3 separate regions of the Mus musculus genome follow, and regions 1 and 3 are each linked to region 2. Evidence: chromatin loops called from intact Hi-C (ENCODE). Cell type or tissue: heart. All regions are shown on one strand.

What was found. Hi-C counts contacts between places; a loop is a spot of excess contacts. Peaks named below come from ENCODE experiments on the same cell type or tissue, not always from the same donor. Only the 100,000 strongest peaks of a DNase experiment are listed, where the experiment ranks them.
Region 1: a loop joins it to region 2, with 2.9 times the contacts of the local background. A loop is called at or near these places in 3 of 42 quality-filtered maps.
Region 3: a loop joins it to region 2, with 2.3 times the contacts of the local background. A loop is called at or near these places in 4 of 42 quality-filtered maps.

What each region holds. Positions count from the first base shown.
Region 1 is chr8:123,214,539-123,217,038 of GRCm38, forward strand. The region is part of intron 2 of Spata33 (spermatogenesis associated 33); the gene reads left to right. Among named protein-coding and RNA genes, the nearest start is that of Spata33, 2.9 kb to the left of the region's middle. In heart, no CTCF peak of the experiment used is centred here; a DNase peak (open chromatin) is centred at 1,083.
Region 2 is chr8:123,288,841-123,291,340 of GRCm38, forward strand. Fanca (Fanconi anemia, complementation group A) reads right to left here. Exons shown (of 43, transcript NM_016925.3): 22 at 959-1,072; 23 at 521-657. Among named protein-coding and RNA genes, the nearest start is that of Fanca, 28 kb to the right of the region's middle. In heart, a CTCF peak has its summit at 1,542 (motif pointing left); a DNase peak (open chromatin) is centred at 2,021.
Region 3 is chr8:123,109,710-123,112,209 of GRCm38, forward strand. No RefSeq gene overlaps it. Among named protein-coding and RNA genes, the nearest start is that of Mir7079, 6.0 kb to the left of the region's middle. In heart, a CTCF peak has its summit at 1,150 (motif pointing left); a DNase peak (open chromatin) is centred at 1,181.

The sequences.
Region 1 (2,500 bases), 74 kb before region 2:
CCTCTCTAAGATGGCTCCAGCTCTACAAGTTTGTAAGGCATCAGGGTAGACAAGGCCTTTGCCAGCGAGGAACTCCCCATTTGAAGGCCACCGGTGACACCTGTCATACAGCGTCAACATCTGGAGGAAATGCAGGTGGACATGAAGAGAAAACCAAGTGAGTCTGGTGTCAAGAAAAGATGATGGAGCAGGCTCAGCAGTCACAGGAACAAAGCCACTGACACATGCGACCCTGGAGGGAGCCTCAGAGCATGAGGTCTGAGGAAGCCAGGTGTAAATGTCCGTGTATGTTATGACCTCCTTTCTAGGAAGGCCTTGAACTCACAGTCCCTTTACTGCAACTCCCCAGGTGCTGGGCCCACGTTCATTTGGAAAGGATTCTAAAACCGCACAGGCTAGGCATGGAGTTATAGTGCCAGCTACTCAGGAGACTGAGGCAGGAGGATCATGTGAGCCCAACTTGGGCAACATTGTGAGACCCTGTGTTTTCAAAGCCCTAGGGAGAGTGTCTACCATACAAGAAGCACAAAGGTGTGGGTTCCTTCACCAGCGCCCCATAAAGCAGACATGGTAGCACATGCCTGGAATCTTAACACCTGAGGCAGGAGGAGCGTGAGTTCAGAGGAAGCTGTCATTACATGGCATGTTCAAGTCCAGCCCGGGCTATGTGATGCCCTGGAGAGTTGACTCAGCAGTTAAGAACACTTGCTACTCTTACAGAGAACCTGGCTAACGTTCTCAGGATCTATTTGGTGGCTCACAGGCATTTGTAATTCCAGTTCCAGGGGAATCAGTGCCATCTTCTGACCTCTGTGGGCACCAGATATGCACATGATATACATACATACATACATACATACGTGATATACATACATACATACATCCCCCACAAACTAACCCATGGTTGTCCACCTCTGAGGCTCTGGGTTGCACCATAGTTGGGAACCTTGGGCTGGATCTTTGAGTGAACATTGGGTGACTGTAGGCTCTGGCCTTTGAGGCTTCACAGCCTGTTGCTATCAACAGCACTTGTAGCCCAGATAAGTCTCCCGAGGACACAGCCTAGAAATAATCCAACCACGCCAAGCATGGGACCTCAAGTGACACTGCCTAGACAAGCCTGTCCTAAGTCTCTGACCCATAACAACGACAGACAAGTTATTTTAAGCTGCAAGCATTTGGAGTCAGGTGTAACACAGCAGTCATATTCAGATCAAGGGGTAAATGGTGACAGAGAGTGGAAATTTGCCTGTCACTTCCAGAGCACTCCTGTGATCCCCAAGCTCAGAAGGCCAAGGCCGGAGGGTCACTCATTTCAAGCAGATTGAACTACATCCTAAAGCCCTGATTTGTTTTTTAAAAAGGTATCATGGCAGCTTGTAGATGGGGTATGTTATTTTATACATACTGTATCTATATGCTTAGGTATTTTTACATTGAAAATTCCACAGATATATACAAAGAGATTAGGACACCACAGATTTATAGTCAGCCTACTCTACAATGTTGAATGTTCTGTGCCCCACATGATCTGATCCCTTCAGCACATAGACATGGAAGGAGTTGGAGAGGTGGCTCAGTGGTTAAGGGCTTACGCTGCATTTCCAGAGGACCTGCGTTCAGCTCTGAGCACCCATATCGGGTAGCTCACAACCACCTTTAATTTCAGTTCCAAGAGATCAGATACCATCTTGTGTGTGGGCAGTGCATTCATGCACAAATTCATAATCTGACACACACATATACTTTAAAATTAAAATAAGAGAAAGGGGATTTTCATAAATGAACCAAAGAGTGTAGACCTAGGCTGGGCCATCTTCACAGTCAGTTTGGATAGTAGATGATAATAATGAAGAACTGACCATGGACTGCGGTGTAGACTGCAGTGTAGCTCTATGGCAGAGCAGTTGCCTAGCATGCTGAAGGCCCTGGGTTCTGTCTCCACCATGATAAAAAACAAAAGCAATGGACCCTGCATAGAGAGCAGCAACCCCCAACACCTCAGGCCCTGTGTGGCCCCCTTAGGAATGTTCTCCAAGTGACAAATTAGAGAGGTGAGGAACAGACCTGCGTGCCAGATGTTAGGGTTAAAGGAACAGGGAGAAGAGGTGTGGGCAAAAGGGGGTGTCAGGAGGGGTCTCTGGCGGAAGATGCCTGCATGCTATGCAGATGGGGCTGCTCCCTGAACATAGATGGGCACGTGCCCCACACTCACGGGAACAATGTCAGTTTCCTGGATTGACACTGTACTAATGTAAAATGCTACCACTGGGGAAACCGTGTAAAGGGAACAGGGGGCCACCTCTTGCTGCTTTTGCAACTGTTTGAATTTATGAGTATTTTTTTTAAATAAAAAAGTTTAAAGACATAAAATGTTATAGTCTTAATTATTCTATTCCAGTTTAAGAAAAGCAGACCAATTATAGAAGACAGGGAGAATAAGTGGAATGCTTGTGTGTATGTGTGTATGTGTGTGCACACACACGTGGGCATGTGTGTG
Region 2 (2,500 bases):
GCGACAGGAAGCAGGCCTATACAGCAAGGACCATAGCAAAGGCTGCATGTGATTTTTATATATTTTGTGTTGTGGATGTGTGTGTGTGGTCCAGCCAGTCGTCTGCTTCCAGCTTATGGGAAATGGAGATCAAACTCAGGCTGTCAGGCTTGCATTTAGAAAAGAAGTTACATTGCAAGTTGGTACCAAATCAGAGGACGGGATCAGTGTACCATGTTACCACACAAGCTAGAAACTTGAAGCTGCTTCGTGGGAAGACAGGAAAACACTGACTGTGAAGGACAGAAGAGTAAACATTATGGGCTCTGGTGCTACAAACAGTTTTTGTCACAAGGGCTTCTTTAAAATGCAACAACGAGGTGGTGGAACACAGCTGTAAGCCCAGCACACCTGTAATCCCACATTGGGCTTGACCAACAGTGGCATGGCCATTGCCTGAGTGCTCAACATCTCACCGTGACACACCTTTTACACAATCTAAGAAAGGCCACCACTGGGTCCTGAGGCCTCATGGACTTACCGCCTGGTCCTGCTTCTGCAGTGTGGAAGGAAGGACACTGAGCTGAATCTTTGCTCTCTGGAGGCTGCCACCATCATTCCTGTGTCCCAGAACAGCATTTAGTTTTTCAGAAACCACGGCCACCTGAGCAGAAATAACTGCAAACACACATGCAGTTATGTAAGGCATGGAAAGAACGATGTAACCAAGCGACAGCGTGGCCTCACAAGACGCTAGGGAGCACTGGCCAAGCTGTCACACCCAACTTGGAGCCTGCTCTGAATGGAAGGGTGGCCACATCGTCCCCATCACTCTGAATCCCCACTCAGTCTAGTCTTTGGGCAGGTTCACCTGCCAAATACCGATCTCCAGGAATGAGCCAGCCAGCCTGTCACTATGGTGGCACGCAGGCACCCGGAGCACAAGCACTACCACACACTGCCTCATCCCGAGTCTTACCACTGTATTGGGTCGGGTCTGTCATTAAAGCTCTGAGCTCTTCCAGTGCTGCTGTGAGCAGTCCCAGGGGCTCTTTGGCACAGTCGGCCTCTGTCCTTTGAGCCGAGGTGGCATCTGAACCAGGGAGGGACATTTTAAAGATTAGGTCAAATGGGAGTCACACTCAGTGACATTATTATAAATACAAAAAGCTCATATGCTTGGGGAAGTGTGGCCGAGCACCACGGCTGAGCACCACAGATGTGCACCACAGATGTGCACCATTACTGAGCACCACAGCTGTGTATGTCAGATGTGCACTGCATTGTGTGGAGAGCGGGCACTGTCTCTGGAAGGCCTTCTCTTTGATGATGGTGGAAATCACATACAGTATCAAAAATGAAAGCACTGAGACAGGAGATGTCATTCAAAATGGAACATGTGCCTATAACGCTCAAAGCACTGGGTTTAACTCCTAGCAACACACAAAAAGGAGGAGGAGCTTGGAGAGATGGCTCAGGGATTAAGAGCGGTGCTTGCTTCCAGAGAACCTGAGTCTGAGTCCCAACAAACAAGCTGTGGCTCGCAACCATCTGTAGCTCCAGTCTCTGATGCCCTCTGCTGGCCTCTGAGGGCACCACACACATATTGCAGCAAAACATCCATATACAAAAAATAATTTTAAAAATTACAAAAAAGTAACATATATAACTGTCACACACACACACACACACACACACACACACACACACACACACACACACACACACACACACACACGGAATGCTTGCTCAGCGTGCACAAAGCCCTGGGCTCCATGCCAGTCCTACACATGAAACTGGGGATGAGCACATGCCTGTAATCCCAGCGCTTGACAGGTGGAGGCAGAAGGCTCAGAAGTTCAAGGCCAGCCAAGGATACAGAAGACCCTGTTTAATAAATAGTTTAAGCTGCAAAGACCAAACCTGAACACTGGCTCCTTCTCTAGATGCCCCCTCACTGCTGACAGAGCCACACGGCACTGAGGAATGGTTGGACATGCCAGCCCCACTTGGCAGGGACGTCAGCTCACGGGTCACGGCTTCCCAGGGCCAAGCAGCTCTATCACTGTTCTCATAGGTACAGATATCCCCAACCCAGGCTGCTGGGTTTGATTCCACGTGGTGGATCATCACCGTCTGTCTGTACTAGAGATCCAACCCCCTCTCCTGGCCTCTGCAGACCCCGGGCATACACACGATGCAGACATACAATAGGCAATAACACATACACATATATAAAATAAAAAACCCTCTAACATACTACAAGCAAACTGTCCAGTTAGAGAATAACCGTGCTTGACTGCAGTATGCTGTGGCCCTAAACTGTTCATGGAGACATCAAATACAGAGCAGGTTGTACACCATGCTTCCTAGAAGGTAGGGGCGTGGCTAACTGTCAAGCCCTCCAAGACAATAAGCCCATGAGCTCATTGTTTGGTCCCCAGGTACCATGGGCAGGCAAAATCACAAGTCTGCCGAACCTGGGTGAGAAAAATCAGTCCACTGAAGACGGATGCAGGTG
Region 3 (2,500 bases), 180 kb before region 2:
GACTCTTGCTAAGAATATCATCAAAGCTCTAGGTAAGTCCAGAGAGACTAAAATCAGGATGTCCATTCCTAGGCTCTGCCTGATGCGTAGCCCATGGACTCTGTTCCTGGCTGCCTCTTAGGCCCACGCTGCCATGGCTACCAAAGCACCAGTCTCTGGTCTCCATGGTCTTAGCAGTCCTGACAAATGGTGTCATAGCAGCGACTGGCTGCTATCTGGGGCTCCTTCCCTTCCTCACCCTGTCACCCCTTTTCCTTCCCGTCTCCTCCCTTCTCTCCTCTGTCCCTTTTCTCCTCCACTCTTTTTCTTCTTTTTCTCCTTTTTTTTTCCATTTATTATATGTAAGTACACCGTAGCTGTCTTCAGACACACCAGAAGAGGGCGTCAGATCCCATCACAGTTGGCTGTGAGCCACCATGCTGGGACTCGAACTAAGGACCTCTAGAAGAGCAGTCAGTGCTCTCAACCGCTGAGCCATCTCTCCAGCCCTTCTCCTCCACTCTCACTTCAGTTGCTACATTCTTGTCTCCCTCCCTCCCCTTTTCCTTCTTAGATTACTTACCAAGCCATCCTGGCCACTGGAGGAATCCTGGACGCAGGCCTTTCCCACCGCACCTCAGGGTGGCAGAGGCCTGCCCCTGTTCCTCCAATCAAGGCTCTTTTTTTTTTTTTTTTTTTTTTTCCGAGACAGGGTTTCTCTGTGTAGCCCTGGCTATCCTGGAACTCACTTTGTAGACCAGGCTGGCCTCAAACTCAGAAATCCGCCTGCCTCTGCCTCCTGAGTGCTGGGATTAAAGGCGTGCACCACCACGCCCGGCCAGTCAAGGCTCTTCTTGCACGGGATCAGCACAGTAGACAGTAAGCACTGTCCTGGCTGCCGTGTTCTGGTGCAATTTTACATGTCAGTAGCTAAGTAATATGTCCACAGTTTCCTCTCTTATATTTTTTGGTTGTGAGTCTATCCTTTAACAGCTGAGCCATCTCCCCAACCCCACAGGTTCTTTTCTGCACAGTGCAGACTTAAATGTCAGCGAGGTTTTGTTTGTCTCACAATACTCCTAGCCTCTCTGCTGGCCATACCAGCCCTCCACCAGCAAACAGCCCTCCCTCTTCCTAACCCTGCTCCTGGGCCCCCTTGTGGCCACTGTGCAAAATATCCTTTCTACCATTTGTAACCCTTAACTCTAGTCCCCACCCTGTCCCGTGAGAGATCCAGGCACCCGGAAAATAGTGGCTATTTTAGTTCGTGTACCTGTGTAGGCCAAAGACTATGTCAAGTTAGTAGTGGATTAGGCCACATAGGAGAAGTGTGTTTGCAGAGAATGTCCTTGGCTTCTAAGACAAGCCTCAGAAGAAACAGGTCCCAAGGGGCTGCCACCTGAAGACACATCTAGGTTGTCCGTAGGTGTGGTCAGGAGCTCAGGATTGCTTCTGACTCTGTGGGTCAAAGGGCCTGCAACTGGCTGGTTTTGTGTGAACTTGACACAAGCTGGAGTCATCAGAGAGGAAGGAGCCTCTGCTGAGGAAATGCCTCCATGAGATCCAGCTGTAAGGCATTTTCTCAATTAGTGGTCAATGGGGAGGACCCAGCCCACGGTGGGTGGTGCCCCTCTCTCTCTCATGCTATAACTAGGTGACTGAGGAATCTCACAGAGTTGCCCAGGACCTAACAGAGTGTGTTGTCACAGTCAGTGAGGCACCAGGACACACATACCTCTAAAGGAAGACAAATACCAGCTCTTGTAAGAAAACTGGGGGGTGGACTTTGAGGTTTCAAGCTAGGCCCCATGGCTCATTCTCTAACTGCTGTCTGGTGATACAGAGAGAGCTCTCAGCTGCCTCTCCAGCACCATGTCTGCCTGCACACCATTGTGCTTACTGCCATGGTGACAATGGACTAACTGCAAGCCAGATCCAATTAAATCCTTCCCTTTGTAAGAGTTGCTGTGGTATTGATGTCTCTTCACAGCAATGGAAACCTTCACTAAGATTGATACTCCCCGACGCACAGTTTCCGTGGATCAAGGCAGCTCAGAGACAACTTCTCAAAAGGTGGGTGGTAGAGTATGGGTGGCCCTGGAGGGTGAAGGGACTGGTCTGGGTGTCCCACTGCTTCCTGTCTTTCACTTCTGGTTGCAGATGCTACCTCAAGCCTTCTGGGGATATTCAGTGAAGTGAGCCCTGGACATGGAGCTGGGTACAGTGGTGCACACGTGTTCCCCAACACGCAAGAGGAAGTAGAAGGGCACAGGAGAAATCGGAGTGGGAGAGGGAGGGATGTAAAGACAGTATTCATGTATGAAATTCTCAACAAAATCAATAAAATAAACAGTAGTCCTGATACCTAAAACATTGAAAAAAAAATCATATACCAGGGTTGGAGAGAGGGCTCAGGAGTTAAGAGCACTTGTTCTCACAGAGGACCTGGGTTTGGTTCCCAGCACCCACACAGCTGTGGTTTGTATAAACAACCTGTAACTTGGTCCATGATGGCTGGTAC